Regions from separate parts of the Homo sapiens genome. Here region 1 is linked to region 2. The links are chromatin loops, found by intact Hi-C in ENCODE. Cell type or tissue: HepG2. All regions are shown on one strand. Links, peaks and the distances in the headings refer to the core of each region. The heading gives the core; the rest is flanking DNA. Region 1 has its middle 16 kb from the start of TMEM242-DT. Region 2 overlaps ZDHHC14 (zDHHC palmitoyltransferase 14).

The links. A loop is a pair of places that touch in the nucleus more often than their neighbours do. Peaks named below come from ENCODE experiments on the same cell type or tissue, not always from the same donor. Only the 100,000 strongest peaks of a DNase experiment are listed, where the experiment ranks them.
Region 1: it touches region 2 in a loop (23-fold over the local background); 20 of 110 quality-filtered maps call a loop at or near these places.

The regions. Positions count from the first base shown.
Region 1 is chr6:157,334,760-157,345,053 of GRCh38, reverse strand. No RefSeq gene overlaps it. Among named protein-coding and RNA genes, the nearest start is that of TMEM242-DT, 16 kb to the right of the region's middle. In HepG2, for the core only: a CTCF peak has its summit at 5,454 (motif pointing left); a DNase peak (open chromatin) is centred at 1,163; H3K27me3 peaks cover 473 bases.
Region 2 is chr6:157,593,127-157,603,420 of GRCh38, reverse strand. It overlaps ZDHHC14 (zDHHC palmitoyltransferase 14), which reads right to left. Exons shown (of 9, transcript NM_024630.3): 3 at 10,275-10,294. Among named protein-coding and RNA genes, the nearest start is that of MIR3692, 69 kb to the right of the region's middle. RefSeq lists enhancers at 9,225-9,724, 9,725-10,226. In HepG2, for the core only: CTCF peaks have their summits at 5,537 (motif pointing right) and 7,310; a DNase peak (open chromatin) is centred at 5,560.

The DNA.
Region 1 (10,294 bases), core at 787-8,786, 260 kb after region 2:
ATGGAAAGAACAATTTCATTATCCCCAAAAAACCTGGATTGTCTTCTCAAGGTGTTCAAATCACTTATTGGCCAGGCAGCCAAGTCCTACATGAGACTCCAGCTCTGAGCCTGCACTTGTCCCAGGCAACCCTACCTACAGCCAAAACTGACCAGTGTCAGGCACATCCCAATTGATTTTTGACAAAAATGTCAGGAGCACACAATGGGGAAAGGACAGTCTCTTCAATAAGTGGTGTTGGGAAAACTGGTTACCCACGTGCAGAAGAATGAAATTAGATCCTCATCTCACATCATATACAAAAACAAACTCAAAATGGTTTAAAGACTTCAATGTAACAAGTGAAACTGTAAAACTGCCAGAAGAAAACCTAGGAGAAAATCTCTATGACATTGGTCTGAGCAACGATTTTTTGGATATGACCCCAAAAACACAAGCAACAATAAACAAATAGGATTATATCAAACTAAAAAGCTAGGGCTGGGGGGAGGAGGGATTGGAGAGACGTTGGTCAAAGGATAAAAAATTCCAGGTAGACAGGAGGAATGTTCAAAAGATCTATTGTACATCATGGTAACTATAGTTAATAATAATATATTTTACACTTGAAAATTGCTAAGAGAGATTTTTAAGTGTTCTTAATACAAAAAATGCTAAGTATGTAAGGCAATGCACAAATTAAGTAGCTTGATTTAATCATTCCACAACATATACATATATCAGAAATATCATGTTGTATACCATATGTATATACAATTTTAATTTAAAAAGAATTTAAAAAGAATTCTAAAAAGTCTTGTGCTGAGGAAGTATGTTGACTCCAAGAAGCCCAGAGTGGTGGGGCAGTGAGAGGCACGTGCCTAGGATGTGGACAGATACTTCATTCAGCTGAACTCAGCTTCTCTGTTCTCTGTTTCTAAGACCTGCCCATGAACTGATCTCACTTGTTTCTCATTAAGGCACCTGGAATTAACTACAGCATGTCTGTTCTCTCCCAGCATTTGTATCGCTTCCTTAGTTCTGTCAGTTTCCAGAGCATTTTACTTCCTGTACTTACCTTCACCAGGCTCAGAACGCAGTACTGCAGGAGACTTGGCATTTGGACAGGAATGTGCAAGTTGTCCACCCGCTTTTTGTTTTGCTTTGTCTTTGTTTGAGACAGAGTCTCACTCTGTCACATAGGCTGGAATGTAATGGCATGATCATAGCTCACTGTAGCCTTAACCTCTTGGGCTCAAGCGATTCTCTGACCTTGGCCTCCTGAGTAGCTGGGACCACAGGCACTCACCATCATGCCCAGCCAATTGTATTTTTTGTAAAAACAGGTTTTCACCATGTTGTCCAGACTGATCTCAAACTCTTGGGCTCAAGCAATTCTCCTGCCTCAGCCCCACAAATTGCTGGGATTACAGGCACGAGCTACTGCGCCCGGCCTTTGGTTTTTGTTTTTGAAATGATGTCATGGGTTCAGGTTTTCTTTATGTAAAGAAAAAAAATTCAGATCAATGGTAAAAAACTACTACTGCTGCTAGTACTACTACTATTACTACTACTACTGCTGCTGCTGCTGCTGCTACTACTACTACTACTGCTACTAATGGACCAGTGAGCTTTTCTTGTAGTCTGACCATATAGGAAAATAAGTCCTTACCTTACAGAAGGTGTTGTTAATCTTAAAGCTCATGACACCTGGGTTCAAGTGACAGCATTATCTAATCTTTCAAACTTCTTTTTTTAATTATTATTATACTTTAAGTTCTAGAGTACATGTGCACAACGTGCAAGTTTGCTACATATGTATACATGTGTCATGTTGGTGTGCTGCACCCGTTAACTGGTCATTTACATTAGGTATATCTCCTAATGCTATCCCTCCCCACTCCTCCTACCCCACAACAGGCCCTGGCGTGTGATGTTCCCCACCCTGTGTCCAAGTGTTCTCATTGTTCAATTCCCACCTTTGAGTGAGAACATGCAGTGTTTGGTTTTCTGTCCTTGAGATAGTTTGCTCAGGATGATGGTTTCTAGCTTCATCCATGTCCCTACAAAGGACATGAACTCATCATTTTTTATGGCTGCATAGTATTCCATGGTGTATATGTGCCACATTTTCTTAATCCAGTCTATCACTGATTGACATTTGGGTTGGTTCCAAGTCTTTGCTATTGTGAATAGTGCCGCAATAAACATACGTGTGCATGTGTCTTTATAGCAGCATGAGTTATAATCCTTTGGGTATATGCCCAGTAACGGGATGGCTGGGTCAAATGGTATTTCTAGTCTAGATCCTTGAGGAATCACCACACTGTCTTCCAAAATGGTTTAACTAGTTTATAGTCCCACCAACAATGTAAAAGTGTTCCTATTTCTCCACATCCTCTCCAGCACCTGTTGTTTCCTGACTTTGTATTGATCACCATTCTAACTGGCGTGAGATGGTATCTTACTGTGGTTTTGATTTGCATTTCTCTGATGGTCAGTGATGGTGAGCATTTTTTCATGTGTCTATTGGCTGCATAAATGTTTTCTTTTGAGAAGTGTCTGCTCATATCCTTTGCCCACTTTTTGATGGGGTTGTTTGATTTTTTCTTGTAAATTTGTTTAAGTTCTTTGTAGATTCTGGATATTAGCCCTTTGTCAGATGGGTAGATTGTAAAAATTTTCTCCCATGCTGTAGATTGCCTGTTCACTCTGATGGTAGTTTCTTTTGCTGTGCAGAAGCTCTTTAGCTAAATTAGATCCCATTTGTCAATTTTGGCTTTTGTTGCCATTGCTTTTGGTGTTTTAGTCATGAAGTCCTTGCCCATGCCTATGTCATGAACAGTATTGCCTAGGTTTTCTTCTAGGGTTTTTATGGTTTTAGGTCTAACATTTAAGTCTTTAATCCATCTTGGATTAATTTTTGTATAAGGTGTAAGGAAGGGATCCAGTTTCAGCTTTCTACATATGGCTAGCCTGTTTTCCCAGCACCATTTACTAAATAGGGAATCCTTTCCCCATTTCTTGTTTTTGTCAGGTTTGTCAAAGATCAGATGGTTGTAGATGTGTGGTATTATTTCCAAGGGCTTTATTCTGTTCCATTGGTCTATATCTCTGTTTTGGTACCAGTAACATGCTGTTTTGGTTACTGTAGCCTTGTAGCATAGTTTGAAGTCAGATAGCATGATGCCTCCAGCTTTGTTCTTTTGGCTTAGGATTGTCTTGGCAATGCGGGCTCTTTTTCTGTTCCATATGAAGCTTAAAGTAGCTTTTTCCAATTCTGTGAGGAAAGTCATTAGTAGCTTGATGGGGATGGCATTGAATCTATAAATTACCTTGGGCAGTATGGCCGTTTTCACAATATTGATTCTTCCTATCCATGAGCATGGAATGTTCTTCCATTTGTTTGCGTCCTCTTTTATCTCATTGAGCAGTGATTTGTAGTTCTCCTTGAAGAGGTCCTTCACATCCATTGTAAGTTGGATTCCTAGGTATTTTATTCTCTTTGAAGCAATTGTGAATGGGAGTTCACTCATGATTTGGCTCTCTGTCTGTTATTGGTGTATAGGAATGCTTGTGATTTTTGCACATTAATTTGGTATCCTGAGACTTTGCTGAAGTTGCTTATCAGCTTAAGGAGATTTTGGGCTGAGACAATGGGGTTTTCTAAATATACAATCATGTCAACTGCAAACACGGACAACTTGACTTCCTCTTTTCCTAATTGAATACCCTTTATTTCTTTCTCTTGCCCAGTTGCCCTTGCCAAAACTTCCAACACTATGTTGAACAGGAGTGGTGACAGAGGGCATCCCTGTCTTGTGCCAGTTTTCGAAGGGAATGCTTCCAGTTTTTGCCCATTCAGTATGATATTGGGTGTGGGTTTGTCATAAATAGCTCTTATTATTTTGAGATACGTCCCATCAATACCTAGTTTATTGAGAGTTTTTAGCATGAAGGGCTGTTGAATTTGGTCGAAGGCCTTTTCTGCATCTGTTGAGATAATCATGTGGTTTTTGTCTTTGGTTCTGTTTATATGATGGATTACATTTATTGATTTGCATATGTTGAACCAGCCTTGCATCCCAGGGATGAAGCCAACTTGATTGTGGTGGATAAGCTTTTTGATGTGCCGTTGGATTTGGTTTGCCAGTATTTTATTGAAGATTTTTGCATCGATATTCATCAGGGATATTCAAACTTCTTTCAACATTGCTGCCTGATGTGGAACATGGAAACCATCTCCTCAACCAAGGTTTCAGTTAAACTTCTCTATTCTGTCACTACTGTTTTGTTTGTCTGTTTGTTTGTTTGTTTGTTTGTTTTGAGATGGAGTCTCGCTCGGTCACCCAGGCTGGAGTGTGGAGTATAGTGGCACAATCTCGGCTCACTGCAACCTCCACCTCTTGGGTTCAAGCAATTCTTCTGCCTCAGCCTCCCGAGTAGCTGGGACTACAGGCATGCACCAACACGCCCGGCTAATTTTTGTATTTTTAGTAGAGACGGGGTTTCACCATATTGGCCAGGCTGGTCTTGAGCTCCTGACCTCGTGATCCGCCCACCTTGGCCTACCAAAGTGCTGGGATTACAGGCACGAGCCAACGTGCCCAGCTTCTGTCACTGCTGTTTTGACTTTGAACTCTTTTCATCTTCCTATATAGCCAAGCCACGGCTCTCACAGACATTTAAATGATGACTGCATGTGGTGGCTGATGCCTGTAATCCCAGCACTTTAGGAGGCTGAGACGGGAGGATTGCTTCAGGCCCAGGAGTTTGAGACCAGCCTGGGCAACATAGTGTGATCCCATCTCTACAAAAAATAAAAATGAAATTAACAGAAACCAAAAAATATTTAAATGGCATCAGATAGGTTCTGCACACATGTCAGCTGTGGCACTGAGGCTCTATGACCACACTGATGATGCCAGCCCACACGCAGTGTCACTTCCCACACCTGCCCTGCTGGGCTGCTCACGTTAGTGATCCAGATTGGAAGTGGCAACTAGTTTCAACCGGTTTCCGTGCTCAGATACACTTCGACACCACTGATTTAAAAAAACATTTCAGTACATTTATCTTTGCTAAAGGTGATTTTTGCACAACCACAAAGTCATCAGGTGAAAACAATGTAAGTTACAAACATTGATTCTATCTGGTGGGGTCATGTATTCACTTCACAAACATTACTGAGCACCTGCTACATGCCAAGCTGTGTGGATACAGTGATGAACAAGACTGGCCAGGTTCCTACTGTCATCCTGGTGAGAGAAGCTAGACAACAGGCAAGCAATCTGCCTAACCCACAAACTGCCTGACCCCCAAACTGCCCAACCTCCAAACCGCCTGTCCCCCAAACCACCTGTCCCAGCCCTCCTGTGACTGGGGACAGCAGCTGCCCCCTCCACTCTGGGCATTTGAACAGAGGGTCCCAGTTTGTGGCAGCAACTATCACCAGTGACAACAGCCTGCCCTCTAGAGACAGAAAGCTTCCACCCTGGCTAGTTATGTGACTTTGGAGGATGGATGAACAATTCCTTGGACAACAGTTTCTTCCTGTGTCAAATGGGGTCACAGTATCTACCCCACAGGTGTGGAGATTAAATGACTCTGGGCAGATAAAGCACTTTGCACAGTGCCTAGCACCAAGCATGTGCTTGATAAATGATGGCAAGTACTGCCTTCAACATATGCATGTTTCATTGTAGGTATGTATCTTAGTTTGGGCTGCCATAACAAAATGCCATAGGCGAGGTTGCTTCAACAACAGAAATTTATTTCTCATAGTTCTGGAGGCTGGATGTCTGAGATCAGGGTGCCAGCACTGTTGATTTCTGGTGAGGGCTCGCTTCCTGACTTGCAGACAGCCACCTTCTTGCTGTGCCTTCACATTTAGAGAAAGAAAGCATGCTCTCTGGTGTTTCTTCTTAAAAGGACACTAATCCCATTGTGGGGGCCTCACTGTCATGATTTCATGTAAAACTAATTACCTCCCATAGGCCTCACCTCCAAATACCACCACATTGGGAATTAAGGGTTTCAACATAAGAATTTTGAAGGGACACAAACATTTATTAGTCCCTAACAATATGTTTCTTTGGGATTCCACTGAACCTGATTTTTTTCATTATCTTTTGAAAATTATAAGGTCCTGAAACCACACAGCTGAACCTTGAGGAAGCACAGCTAAGCATTGCCAAAATTTTACTTGAAGTGTTATCTCTTTTCAAGGACAAAACATTCCGTCAGAGAGCAAGCTGGTCATTCTCCACCTGTGCCCTCACATCCATTCTTTACCCTCTTGGCCTTTCTCTGCTCCAAAGAACTCCTGTGGGGTCCTTTTCAGCTGCTTTCTGCTAAGACTGGGTCAATGGGAGGCACCAGAGGACATCCTAGGGCAGGAAGCTGGGCATTGTTTCCCTGTTCCCTTCACACTTTTGGTGCCTGGTTCTGGGACTTGTGACATCCCTCCAGGAGTTCCTGGCTCTGCCAGATCACTGGATTTCAAAACGTCCACGCTCCCACCCCATCTCCCTTGAGGCCCAGGGTTTGTAACAGCTTCCCACTGTTGCTAGTATCCGAATGCCCCAGCCTTTCATCAGCTCCCTGCCCACATCCCTAGTGATAGTCCCTTGGTTGAAGAACCTTCCGCTGAACAGGCCAGGTGTGGTGGCTCACGCCTGTAATCCCAGCACTTTGGAAGGCCGAGATGGTCAGATCACTTGAGGTCGGCAGTTCTAGACCAGCCTGGCCAACATAGTGAAACCCCATCTCTACTAAAAAATACAAAAATTAGCCGGGCATGATGGTGCGTGCCTATAATCCCAGCTACTTGGGAAGCTGAGACATGAGAATCGCTTGAACCCAGGAGGCAGAGGTTGTGGTGAGCCGAGATCGCACCATTGCACTCCAGCCTGGGCGACAGAGAGAGACTCCATCTAGGAAACAAACAAACAAACAAAAACCAAAGAACCTTCCGCTGAACCAGCTGAGGGGTTTTCTATTTCCTGATGGGCCCCGGGCAACAGATGTAATGATAATAAACTTCACTATTTTCCCATGCATCCTACTTTCCTATCAGTCATGCTCTTAGTTTAATAAAATATTTTCCTTCATTAAAACAGAAATTCTGGAGAAGTTCCAGCTGGCACATGTGGCTTTTGCAAGGTCATGATGGTAATTGCCATAAGGGAAATAATCATTTTTAGGATTTAGTATTTCAGTGAAATTGAGAAATACAGCAAAGGAAATGTAATTCTTGCTCATGGCTTGATGGATTCAGAAATGTGAAAAATGGTAAGTTAGAAGTCATTAGCACAGGAGTTGGCAGAATCGAGCTACCAAAGGATCATATTGTTCTTGGTCATTTGCCTTCTCATTACTCTTAAGGCAAAGACTAATTACCTGCCTACGAGAATCCAACACTTGTCTCTAAGCCAATATTTAGGGGCTATCATGAGGCATATTCTCATCCCTCCCTCCCCACAAAAATCTTGGAAATAAGAGAAATAAGATACTCTCTGAGAGTTAAGTTTCAAATCACTAGGACAGAATAATAACAAAGAAATACAAAGTCACCTTAAAAACAGAAGTACCCTCAGCCTGGGCAATATGCCAAAACCCCATCTCTACAAAAAAAATACAAAAATTAGCCAGGTATGGTGGCTCATGCCTGTAGTCCCAGCTACTTGGGAGGCTGAGGTGGGAGGACTGCTTGAGCCTGGGAGGCGGAGGTTGCAGTGAGCCCAAGTTGTGTCACTGTACTCTAACCTGGGCGACAGAGGGAGACCCTGTCTCAAAACGAAAACCCAAAGCAAAACAAAACCCAGAAGTATCCTGAGAGCTGGAGGACTTGGCTTTGGCTGGATTGAGTATATCAAACTATCTGAAGCAAAATGCGCTCGTCAGAAAAGGCCACCAAAGCTCATCATCAAAGCAGACATCAAGAGTGCTCAATGAATTCCCTTGCAGAAGAACAAGCTTGAATTGCTTGGAATGTTTAGATATCCTTACTGTGAAACAAACACCTCAGCTTATCTCAGCCTGATGCCTTTAAATAATCAATTCTAATTCCCCATGTTTCAATTCCGTATTTACCAAGAAATATTTTTATAGGAATAATTTTATTTCAAAAGTAATACATGTTTATAACAGAAATCATCAGAAAATATGGGCCAAGCCCAGGGATAACATTAATGCCTTGATAGATTTTCTTCCATGCCATTTTTCACACACAGAAATATACAAATATACATATTAACAAAAATAGAAAGGTTTCTATTTTGGGGTGGGGTTCAACTTGCTGTTCACTCAATAATGAATAATGAACATCTTTGTATATCAACAAATATACCTCTGTGACAGCAGGTTCATAATTACATATTATTTTTGATGGGGGGCAATCCTATAATTTATTTAACAAAGCTCTCATGCATATTTCTTTCATTTCCATCCTTTTGCAATTATTAACAGCATTGTTGGAGACATCCTTGTAGCAAATCTTTGCAACTCCTTAACCATTTCCCTGCACAGATTCTCAAAGGGCATGGACATTCCAAAACTTCTGATACATTTTGCCAGATTGCTTTCCAGAAAATAATCCTGTAATTTTTCCAGTGTTTGCCAGTTTTATAGGTGATGAATCAATCATTAGGCTATTGTTTTAATTTGTCATGAGGTTGAAATTTTTTCATGAATTTCTTAGACACTCGAATTTCTTGTTTTTAAAATCTTCCTATTCATAATCTTTGCCCCCTTTTTAAACAATGGGATATCTAGAGCTTTCTTGCTTATTTACAGAGGTCCTTATACGAATAAGGATATGAACTTTTGTGATCCATCGTACAAATATTTTTGTTATTTGCCTTTTGCTGCAATATGGTGTTTTGCCTTAAGCTCAGAATCAGTTAGGAATGAATTTAACTTCAGGAAATAGAAAACTCAGCTCCACTCTCTTAAGGGGGACTTATTATCTCATGTAACAAGCATCTCATAGAGAGGCAGCTGTTGGACCTGATTCAGACAGTTGACAATGTGACAGCTCACGTCCCTGTCCTCTCGTAGCCCCTCCCATTTGTTACCTTATCATCATTAAATGGCCGCTGCAGAACTAGCCACCAGGTCTGTGTTCCAGGCAGAAGGAAGAAGAGTGGAGGAAGAGACAAGACCAGCCGACCTTTGCTTATGTCTTATTGGCCAGAACCGATTTCATGGCCACTCCCAACAGTTAGGAAGAGGCTGGCAAGGGCGAAGGAGGCATAGGATTAAGTGAGCAAACTTAATCTGTCTGCTGTAGAGCAGTGTTAAGACTTTATGTAGTCAAACTGACCTACATTTATTTCTTCGGTTTCATGCTTTAAAAGTTCTTCCCAACTTATTTACCAACTTATTTCGGTAGATATTCATCTATATTTTTTCCATTATTTTTATTGTTTCATTTTGTCCCCAAATCCTTTTTGAACTTTCTCCTCTGATTTGAAATACTCCACTTCTTCACTAAGCTATGAGATGCACTGAAGTGCGTTTTGGCCGGTACTATTCTGTTCTGCAGATCTAGATTCCTATTCTGTGCTATAGCTAGTACTTTAATTAATGCAAAGTACCATGCATTTTAACATTGTGAGGCAAGTCCCTCTCATCATAGTGCTTTCTCAACAAAATGTTGACCTTTCTTGAATGTTTATTATTCAGATGAATTTTGAATCATTCTAACAAGGTTTAAAAGTAATCTTATTTGAGGCAGGGCATGGTGGCTCATGCCTGTAATCTCACCACTTTGGGAAGCCCAGGCAGGTGGATCACCTGAGGTCGGGAGTTCAAGACCAGCCTGGACAACATGGTGAAACCCTGTCTCTACTAAAAGATATAAAAATCAGCCAGGCATGGTGGCCCGCGCCTGTAGTCCCAGCTACTTGGGAGGCTGAGGCAGAATCGCTTGAATCCGGGAGGCGGAGGGCGTAGTGAGCCTAGATGGCGCCATTGCACTTTAGCCTGGGTGACAAGAGTGAAACTTCATCTCAAACAAAACAAAACAAAACAAACAACAACAACAAAAGAAGATCTTATTTGGATTTTAACAGGAATTGCATTACATTTATAACATAAAGGAGAAGAATTAACAACCTGTGTGATTAAGACTTCTAGGCCGGGCGTGGTGGCTCATGCCTGTAATCCCAACACTTTGGGAGGCCGAGGCGTCCGATCACGAGGTCAGGAGTTTCAGACCAGCCTGACCAACACGGTGAAACCCCGTCTCTACTAAAAATACAAAAAAATTAGCCAGGCATGGTGGCGTTCGCCTGTAATCCCAGCTACTCAG
Region 2 (10,294 bases), core at 1,567-9,566:
AGCTAATTTCTTCAGCCTTTTCTCTCATTTCTCCCCTTTACGGGAATTGGTCTAAAATGACCATCCTGAGTGCTACGACCTTGTCAAGTACTTCTTTATGATGTTAGTTATCTTTTCATAACTACGTGGAAAACTCGTTAAGGGCAGGGAACGAACCTGTGTGAAATTTCTTTGCCCTCTACGTGCACATAGCAGCCACTCCATAAGTGCTTCTGGATTCATTGTAAACACTTGCTTCACAAAGCGTTCCACAGAGATGGCTGGATTCCTCACCTGACTCTCCATGTCCAGCCCTGGGCCCTGGCACTGCCATGAAGCACTGTGGACGTCCCAGCCTGCAGTAAGCCACGGCAACATCCACTTCAGACACCCAGGGGGACGATGGCCCCACGGTCTGGGGTGTGCAGGTACTTTCCAGAGAGCTCAGTGACTAGCAAAGGGTGCAGACATGACTGGTGGCTTGGACCCGAAAGCATGGATTAGATTGTTTGATTGATTTTTAAGTTTAGTTACAGGACCTGTTGCTTAAACCACAAAGAAACGACTAAACTCCAGACACTAAGACAAAACTGACAGGCTAGCACGAAGGGGCTGGTGCCCTCAGCAGCAGCAGAACCCAGCCTGGGTACGTAGCACTCCAGAAAGCTCAGAGGAAGCATCCTCATGGCGGGTGAAGAGTAAGCAGCTCCCTGCATGCTCAGGAGCCCGGCCTTCCTGACACTTTCACACACCCCGCCAGGCTGGATGCCCTGCCTGCCCTGAACATCCCTGAGCTTCTGTCCTACCGTTCAGTACCCCAGGTAGTCTATACACTGTAACTCCTATTTAGCCTTGGCAACTCAGCATAGGGACAAACTGGGGAATCTGCGCTCTCCCAGAACCTGCACACAGCTCCCGGTGGCACTGAATGCGTTTTTTTTTTTTTTTTTTTGAAACGGAGTCTTGCTCTGTTGCCCAGGCTGGAGTGCAGTGGTGCCATCTCGGCTCACTGCAACCTCTGCCTCCCAGGTTCAAGCGATTCTCCTGCCTCAGCCTTCCTAGTAGCTGGGATTACAGGTGCTAATTTTTGGATTTTTAGTAGAGACGGGGTTTCACCATGTTGGCCAGGCTGGTTTCGAACACCTGACCTCAAGTGACTGGCCCACCTTGACCTCCCAAAGTGCTGGGATTACAGGCGTAAGCCACCATGACCAGCCTGAATGCATTTTTTTTTTTTTTTGAGACAGAATCTCGCTCTGTCCCCAGGCTGGAGTGCAGTGGCACAATCTTGGCTCACTGCAACCTCGAGCCTCCCGGGTTCAAGCAATTCTCCTGCCTAAGCCTCCCTAGTAGCTGGGATTACAGGGGTGTGCTACCATGCCCAGCCAATTTTTGTATTTTTAGTAGAGACGCGGTTTCACCATATTGGCCAGGATGGTCTTGATCTCTTGACCTTGTGATCTGCCCGCCTCGGCCTCCCAAAGTGCTGGGATTACAGGCGTGAGCCACCGCGCCCAGCCCTGAATGCATTCTTTATCTCTGCCTTCCCCAGCCAGAATGAAGACGCTGCCTACCAAGAATGGTGCATTTTAATGGTCACTTTGGAGATGTGGAAAATACAAAAATGGGCAATGAAGAAATCACTTACACACATGCACATACACACAGAAAGCATGTGCATGGGCCCTGAAGTCACTTTCTGTAACTCATCTTTGGACTTCACAGGACCTCATAATATCAAATAGTGCATGTTTCCTTGCATCGTTCTAGGTTTGAAATGTTATTGTTTGTTGTTTGTATATTCTTCTAATTACATTTCACAGCTATTTTATCTTGCCCCCCGACTCATAATTCATTAAATTTAAATAAATTTGTGGAGAGTACATGTCTTGATTTTTATTACAATTCCTAACTGATACATAGTATGCTATTTTAATGTATTTATTAGGTAACTGATAAACCTACTAAACATAAAAAAACTAGTTCTAATGTTTGTTGGTACTGTTATTATTGCTCTTGTCAGCTACAAAATATGGTGATTTTGTTTCTTCTTTTTTGATAGTTATATATTTGTGTTTATTTTCCTACATTACCACATTAATTAGAAAAGATATTGTAAAATATTAGTAATGATACTAGACATCCTAATTTGTTCCTAATTTTAATGTAAATCATGGCAGTGTTTTGCTATAAAGAAAATGTTAGCTTTTTTCCTTTTTAACATAATGTTAAAGAAATATTCTTCTGTATTAGTTTTTAATCGTATAGCAATAGTTTTATATAGCAAATTACCAGAAATGACGGACTTTCAAACAACATGAACTCATTATCTCGCGATTTTTGTGGGTCAGGAGCCCCGTGCGCTGCGGCCAGGGCAGCCTCTCCATCTGCAGTCAGGGCCTCTCCCGAGCTCCATGCTGGAGGCGGGATTCACCGCCTTCCATCCTGCTCCGAAACGGCACCCAGGCCTCCTGCGCGGCATCTCTCCAGCTCTGCTCTTGAGGGCTCTTGGAATTACACTGGGCCCCTTGGATAATCCAGGATAAACTCTCTCAAGTCAGCTGATTAGTCACCTTTTATGACATCTACAAAGTCCCTTTTGCCAAGCAACGTGACATAACCATTGGAGCAACCCGGGGGGTGTGAGGGGAAGGGGCAGTCATGGGGGCCAGAATTCTGCCTACCACACCTTCCAATCTGGATACACTGAGTTCTATAGCTACAAATGAATGTCTTGGCCAGGTGCGGTGGCTCACGCCTGTAATCCCAACACTTTGGGATGTCAAGGTGGGCCAATCACTTGAGGTCAGTAGTTCAAGACCAGCCTGGCCAACATAATGAAACCCCATCTTTACTAAAAACACAAAAATTAGCCAGGCGTGGTGGTGCACACCTGTAATCCCAGCTACTCGGGAGGCTGAGGCAGGAGAATCACTTGAATCTGGGAGGCGGAGGTTGCAGTGAGCTGCACTCCAGCCTGGGTGACAGAGCAAGACTGTCACAAAAAATACAAAACAAATGTCGCATTTTATCAAATCCCTTTTTATTATCTATTATCATGATCACATATACCTTTTATCTTTTGACCTATTGATATACTAATAGTTTTATTAACATTAAAAAATCACATTCCTGGAATACATCCTTCCATGTCATGACTAATTCTTTATTATACTGGTAGATTAAGTTTGCTATGTCTTCACGTTGGCTTGTTGTAATGTTTATAAATAAGGGTGGGGGTTTTATTCTGCATGTTATTTTTGTAAGGTTTTGGTGTTAGGGTTATACTATTTTGGTGAAATGAACTGAAAAACCATTCAACCTTTCCGAAGCTCTCAGACACTACTCAGAACATAGGAAGTAAGCTGTCTGGGCCCAGCACCTTTCTCACATGGTTCTTCATAAAACTTTTCAGTTTTTCATGGCTAGTAATCAATTCCAGTTTTCTACTCACTCCTTGGCCCATTTTCCTATACAATCATGTTTCACTGAGATTTTTCAAATCAATTGGCATAGAGTTAACACAACGGCAAAATAATATATTTCTCAATAATTATAGAAAACCATCTCACCTATATTTGTTTCATTTGAATCTGTTACTTGCACTTTGTTAATTTCTTTGTCTTACCAGACGTTAATGCCTTGGTTGGTTGTTCTCCAAAGAATTAGATTTGGCAACCTATTGGTTGCTGTTTTCTAAGTCATTGTTTTCTTATGGTTTCCCTTAAGTTTATTTGCTGCTCTTTTTCTGCCTTCTGGAGATGGATGCTTTGTTCATTTATTTGCTTCTAAGTTCAGTTTATTTTTTGTACTAGACTTTTTAAAGTATTTTATTTCATTGGCCATCCACCATTAAAGTAAACTTCCTGTTTGGGGAGAACCCCAAAATAGGTGGGAGGCAGGGCCCCATCCTCCCATCCTCATTATAGATGCTGAGTGTGGGGCAGTCGCCACCTTCGCCTGGCTGTCTGCTTGGGCGTGGAAACAAAACAGGCCAAGGGCTCCCACCCAGGTGTCTGAATCCGGAGTTGTGGTCTTTGAAGACAGTCAGAGTTTCGTCGAGAGCTGCAGCAGAGGGAACTCAGTGGTGGTGCCGCAAACGTCCTACCTGTGGTACTTGCCTCCTGCAACATCCTGCTGCAGATGCAACTGGCCGTGCGGGGCTGCCCAGCCTCCTCCACTGTTCCTGGTTTCTGAGCCTCATTCTCCAGCCTCCTTGTTGATTCTACCGGCAACCCGACAGTCTTCTGGTTCATTCCTCTTCTGCTTAGATTAACTATTTCTCATGTTTAAAATGTAGAATTCTGAATGGCATGGTTTTCTTTTGCATTGTTCTTACTGCCATTTTCTAAATATTTTACAACTGCAGTTTTGAAGTTTCTGTCACCCAAGATTTATGAAAAGCCTCTTTAAAAAGCTTCTTTACAAAGATTTATAAAAGTTTTTTAAAGTTTTTTTTAAAAGCATTACAATTAGGTATGTTTGTACATTTCTATCTTTGTGATTCATTTCTAGTTTTATTGTTTCATCAGATGACATTTTCAGTGTGATATCTGCCTTTAGAACGCTGGAAAGTGTTTTGGGCTTAATATGATTAATTTTTGTAAATGTTCCATGAATGGTTGAACATGGTAAGTACACTTTGTAAAAACGAAGTTCAACATACATTTATTATACTTATACACTGGCATACTCTACTTACAGTTTGTTGACCTGAGCCATGAAAAACAGATGTATGCTATTATTTCTCACTAGCATTATGTAACAAATTACCTTTGCATTTTCTAACAACCTTTACTTTATATATTTTGATGCAATGTTATTTGGTGCATAAATGTTGGTAATTTAATTCTACTCTTAACCAATATAAAATTACTCTTTAACCTGTGTAATATGATAAATACAATACTGTCTGCCTTGAGTTCTCCTTGGTCTGCTCTTAATAATGATCCCTGGGGACTGGCTCATATTTTCACATACTTAGTTATTGTCACAGCACTTAACACATAGATGCTTATTCAATGTTGGTGAAATGAAGAGATAGCGGAAACCAGGAGAATCAGTAAAGTCCTGTTTGTTTTGGTTCCAACAAGGATACGAATCTCAGCTCCCTCCACTCCCCTCCAATGACCTGCTTTCCTATGAGAAACTAATAGCCCCCTCATCATACCCAAATAGTTACAAAGGCATTCCCAAGTGCTAATCCACACCAGAAGGCAGCTGCAGGGCCGAATCTCTGCCATGTCCAAACTCTTAATGTACAACTGTGAAGCAGTGGCTGGGTTCCTGAGGGCAGCGCACAGCAGAGTGTATGCAACACACAAGGTATCTGCAGTCTGAGTTCAGACTCACACACAGAGGAAGCAGTGAGAGCAACAAGGGGCAGACACTGTGGGACAGAAGGCAGAGTGTGCAGTAAGATGCAGTCAAGTGCCCGGGAGAGGAAGAGCACAGCCAAAAAGAGGCGAGGGAATGAGAAAGAGAGCCTGTAAGGATTTAAAAGAGGCAGGGGAAAGCCCTGCCAGAAATAAAAGCGACTGGACACTGAGTCCCTGCAGAGGGCGCCTGGAGGTTCTTTGTGGCACCCACACCAAAAATGACAGGACAGAAAACAAGGGACCAGGCCATGTCCTGGATGTGGGAGGAGGCTGGTCTGCTCGGTGCCCCCCAGGGGCTGGCATGGCCTGAGGGCTCCATGTACTACTTCCTTCGTCTTCACAGCCCTTCCAGATGTGGCATCTCAGGTGCAGAGACAGTCCCAGTGCCCACACAGGACAGCAGGGCTGGGACCCAGGCTGCAGCTGCCTCCAGAGGCCACCTCTGAACCTCTAGACTAAGCTGCCTGGGTCTGGCCAGAGTTAGGCAGACTCTTGTATAACCGGTTTGCAAAAATGCTGGCAGTGTTTCATCTTACTGTCTAGCAAACTTTCTTATTAGTTTGTCCACAGTATGTGATTAAAATCTAGTACATGTAAATCCCTTTTTATTACAGGTTTAGGCTGTACTAAAAATACGCATTCCAGCGAAAGCTGCTGGCAATTCCGACGCTGGACTAGGGCCCACCAAACGACAGACATCCCTCATAGGGCCTACCCCATCAGAAAAACGAGGGCAGCATGCACCTGGGGCTTTAAAACATACATAGTGAGCCCGAGAGGGTCTCACAGGCCCATGCTTTGCCTCTTCAGCTCCTTCAGTTTCTCTCGCTTTAATGATTTGAGGGATATGAGGATCCGAGAGAGAAGAGGTGGCTCCCTGGCCCCAGCTGTTGGTTGTTTAAAAATATTCCGTAACCTCAAAGCCCGCCTGGATAAATAAACAACCCGAAATGCTGCGTTCCACGTGTGCAGAAGGAACGCGATGGCAAGACTCACAGAGAACCAGAGAGACAGTCAAGGATTCAGAGAAAGAGACAGACGGAAACAGGCAGCAGGGACAAAGTCAGAGAGAGACAGAAAATACATTCACGTCGATCACGGCAGATCATCTAAATCCTTCCAGATTACAGAGAAACAAGGCGATTCCTACTACTTTGTGAAGACGCTTCTTGTTGTAATCAGTTACTTGGGAGCACCGATGGTGGCATTCCCATCACTGATGAGACCATCAATGGCCAGAGCCACGCGCTTACTGGCCCCTCAGTGTGCCGCAGGTCTGTCTGTGCTGGGTGCTGTGGTGGGCACTATCTCAGTTAATCTTCAAAAGAAACCGAGGGGGTAGCACTAGGATCACATCCATTTTACAGATGTGGTAACAGCTGGGAGCGTTCAGACAACTTGCCAGGTTCCAGTATTACTCAATGAGAGGACCAGGATTCAGCCCTGGCCTGTGTGTTCTCAGAGCCAGGTCCCCAACCACTGGGGCCTGCCAACTAACTCTATATTTGACCAGAGAAAGCTCTTTCTCAGTCCTCAACTAAAAAGGCCCCTATGACTTTCAAACTTATTTAACAAAGAAAACTGCTCTTCTGAACGGCCTGGGAAGCTGCATTTTTCCTCTCTCCTCTCCCATGCAAAGTGACATTTATTTACTGTGCTTGGGAAGGACCAGCTCAAACCTGCTCGTTACAAGGTAAGGGAAGCCACAAGTTCCCACCTCAGCTTTCAGCATACCACTGTGCTACTTCTCTTGCTGCAAAAAGAATTCTTTCAGTGAAAACTTTCCATCTAAAAATAAGATCATGGCCAACTCTGCAATTACACTTCTCAGTGGGAGACATTTGCCTTCCACTCTATTTTCCTGAATGCAGAATGTCCAAACTACTGTCCTGCTCATCAGTCAACCAAAGGCCCCAGTGTCCCATAATTAACCGGAAAACCGAAGCTATGCAGTTTTCAATCACTGGGTGGTGTTTTGAGGAGCCCTGTGGGCAGCTTTATTTTAGATCACTCATATGCTACTTCTTCACCTGTCCCCCACGGAGCTGGCCCTGAGCACCACTCAGAGGCCGCGGCTTGCGGTGTGCTCCTGGGTTCCAGTCTTCCTCCTCTAGATCCTGCCCCAAACTTCCCCACTTCCTCTCCTTTCCCTTTCTCTTTCCTGTTCTGGGTCTCCCATACATAGACCACCACCATGTTCGGTTGTGGATACTGGGTGGCCACCGTGACTTTGATTTACCAGAAAGGTGGAGGCCTGGCTCCTGGCCTATTATAGCCTGGTGGCTCCTAGGTTCACGGCTGGTAGAGTGCACAGGAGAGGATCATACTGGAAACACTCACACATGCAGAAGTACACCGTCACTGGGGAAAGGCACAGCTGTGATAAGGGGCTTTTACATCTCATTCATCAGGGTTCTTTAAGGGACACATACACCTGTGGGCAATGGGAGGGAACAAATGTGATTATATGAACTTTCAGAGCAGTGTCTGATAATAATCCAAAAGGAATTTTAAAATAGTAAGTCACAGTAGATTGAGAAGAAAATTTTGACTGTGATTAAAAATCTAGCCTAGGCCGGGAGCAGTGGCTCACATCTGTAATCCCAGCACTTCAGGAGGCCGAGGCAGGTGGATCACTTGAGGCCAGTTCAAGACCAGCCTGGCCAACATGGTGAAACCTCGTCTCTAAGAAAAATACAAAAAAATTAGCTGGGCAGGGTGACATACGCCTGTAGTCCAGCTACTCGGGAGGCTGGGGCAGGAGAATTGTTTGAATCCGGGAGGTGGAGGTTGCAATGAGCTGAGATCATGCCACTGCACTCCAGCCTGGACGACAGAGCAAGACTCCATCACAAAAAAAAAAAAAAAAAAAAAAAAAAAAAAAAAAAATCTAGCCTAGAGACAAGAAACAGAGGATAAATGAGTGGACAAATTGGGTGTGTTTAGAAATGAATAAAAAGTTTTATAAATGATAAAGAGAAGGAAGTGCCCAGTAAGACCTTTAGTTTTACAGATAACAACACCCTACCTACCAAAATATAGTCTAGAATAAGGCATTAGACCTCCAGGAGAAGGCATGCAGAATGACAGAAGAGTTTATGTGCACAAGTGTAAGACACACACTGTCCCATCACAGGCCTGGAGGTCAAAATTACAACCCAAGAAAGGGTGTTGAGAACTCCTACAGGTAGACGGTTCCCCCAGAGATATTTAAGATGCTGTGCTCCTTCAGCTTAAATTGTCCCCAAGATAGGTGTGGAATGGACACTGGGGCTGGTGTCACCAGGAAGGGTACTGGTAATCAAACAAAGGCTGATTTGTAGAGTCCCTTGTAGAAACCTTGTAGAAACCCTGGTGTGCCCCCACATGGAGAACTAGGTGTAGTTTTGGCCACTGCATCTACGGAAGGTCAAGACATTGTCCAGAGAAAGCCAATCAAAACTATCAAGAGAGGAGGAGTAACAAGAGCACTAGCAGCTAACAATCACAGAGCGTCTGCTACATGCCAGGCACTTTCCACCTGTTCATTCATTTATTCTCTCCACTATCCCATGCGGCAGGCAGTTATCAACCCCACCGCAGAGATGACGAAACTGAGGCACACAGCGTTTCAGTACCTTGCCTGTCACGCAGCTGGTATTTGAACCCAGGCCATGCAGTGCCAGATCCCATGCTCTTAACCATCAGCTACTTCCTACATGGGAGAAGCAGAACCCATTCCATACTGTTCTGTTGGGGAGGCAAGGCTGAAAGTAATTTATCTATGTTAAGAAAACCAAGACGAGGCCTGATAGAGAAAACATGAGCTTTGTGGCAAACTGTAGATTATTAAAGTTAGGGTAAAGTTAATTTAAGACAAACGGAAGACTGCTTTGCACAGCAGGACGTACATTATAAAATGTTATTTTTCTCAAGAAGAATTGAGACTACAAATTCTAAGACTCACGAAGAGTGCTGGCAATCAATGCTGTGTTACTAAGGGAAGCTAGGTTTGTTCTGAGGTGCACTCCTATCCTTTCAGTTACGAGGTAACAGGGTTTCCATTGCTTATTCTCCCAGGAATACCCCTGGTCACTTCCGCTAGAGGCAGGCCATGAGTCTTCCCCACTGGGGCAAAGCTTTTGTCCTCTCCTTGCTTCCCTTCCTGTCACTTGGGTGTTCTGCCATCTCCTTGCCAACCTCATCTCTAGGCAGCTCCAGCCACAGAGAGAAGAGGGTCTGTGGGTGTGGGGAGCAGCTCTCAGTCTGCAGTGACAACAGGCGCTTGCCAAATAATCCCAGGGGCTGGGCCCGGGTCACTTGCAGAAGGCCCATGCTGGGCCGGTGGTAGGGCCCAGCCTTACAGCTGCAGACCTCTGAGCTCTCAGTTCCCTCTGCCTGTTTCCCTAGCCTGTCCTGGCGGAAGTTGGGAGGCAGAGAGGGGAGGCCTTCGTCGTCTCCGGGAAGAATACAGATCCTAACTCCAGCCCCTGGAGGAGAGGTCTCCCGGATCCTGCCTCTTTTCCTGTCCCCAGAAGGAGTGGGGATTAAACGCCCCCAGCCCCTCTGAGGAGCTGGGACAAACAACTGCACAAGGGTGCCTCCCGTAGGTGTGTGGCCAGACCTGTGGCAATCGAGAGGCCTGGGGGAGACATGATTTTATTTCACGTGCCTGCTGACCTGGCAGCCTGGGGAGACAGAGGACCCCATTCTCGTGCCTGTGCTGGGGGAGGCCCTCGCAGCCAAGGGCGGTGCAGGGTGTAAAGAGAATAAAAAAGATATTTGGTGACTCTAGGCCCGGTGAACTCAATCAGTGGCAACATGCAAATGCGCTGAAATATTAACCATTACTGAGTGTTCCGTGGCGCAGGGTTGGAGAGGCGCAAACCCACCCGGAGGACCCGGGCTCCCGCCAGGCTCCGCCCAGGCACTACTCACCTACGCAGTTATCACAAAGG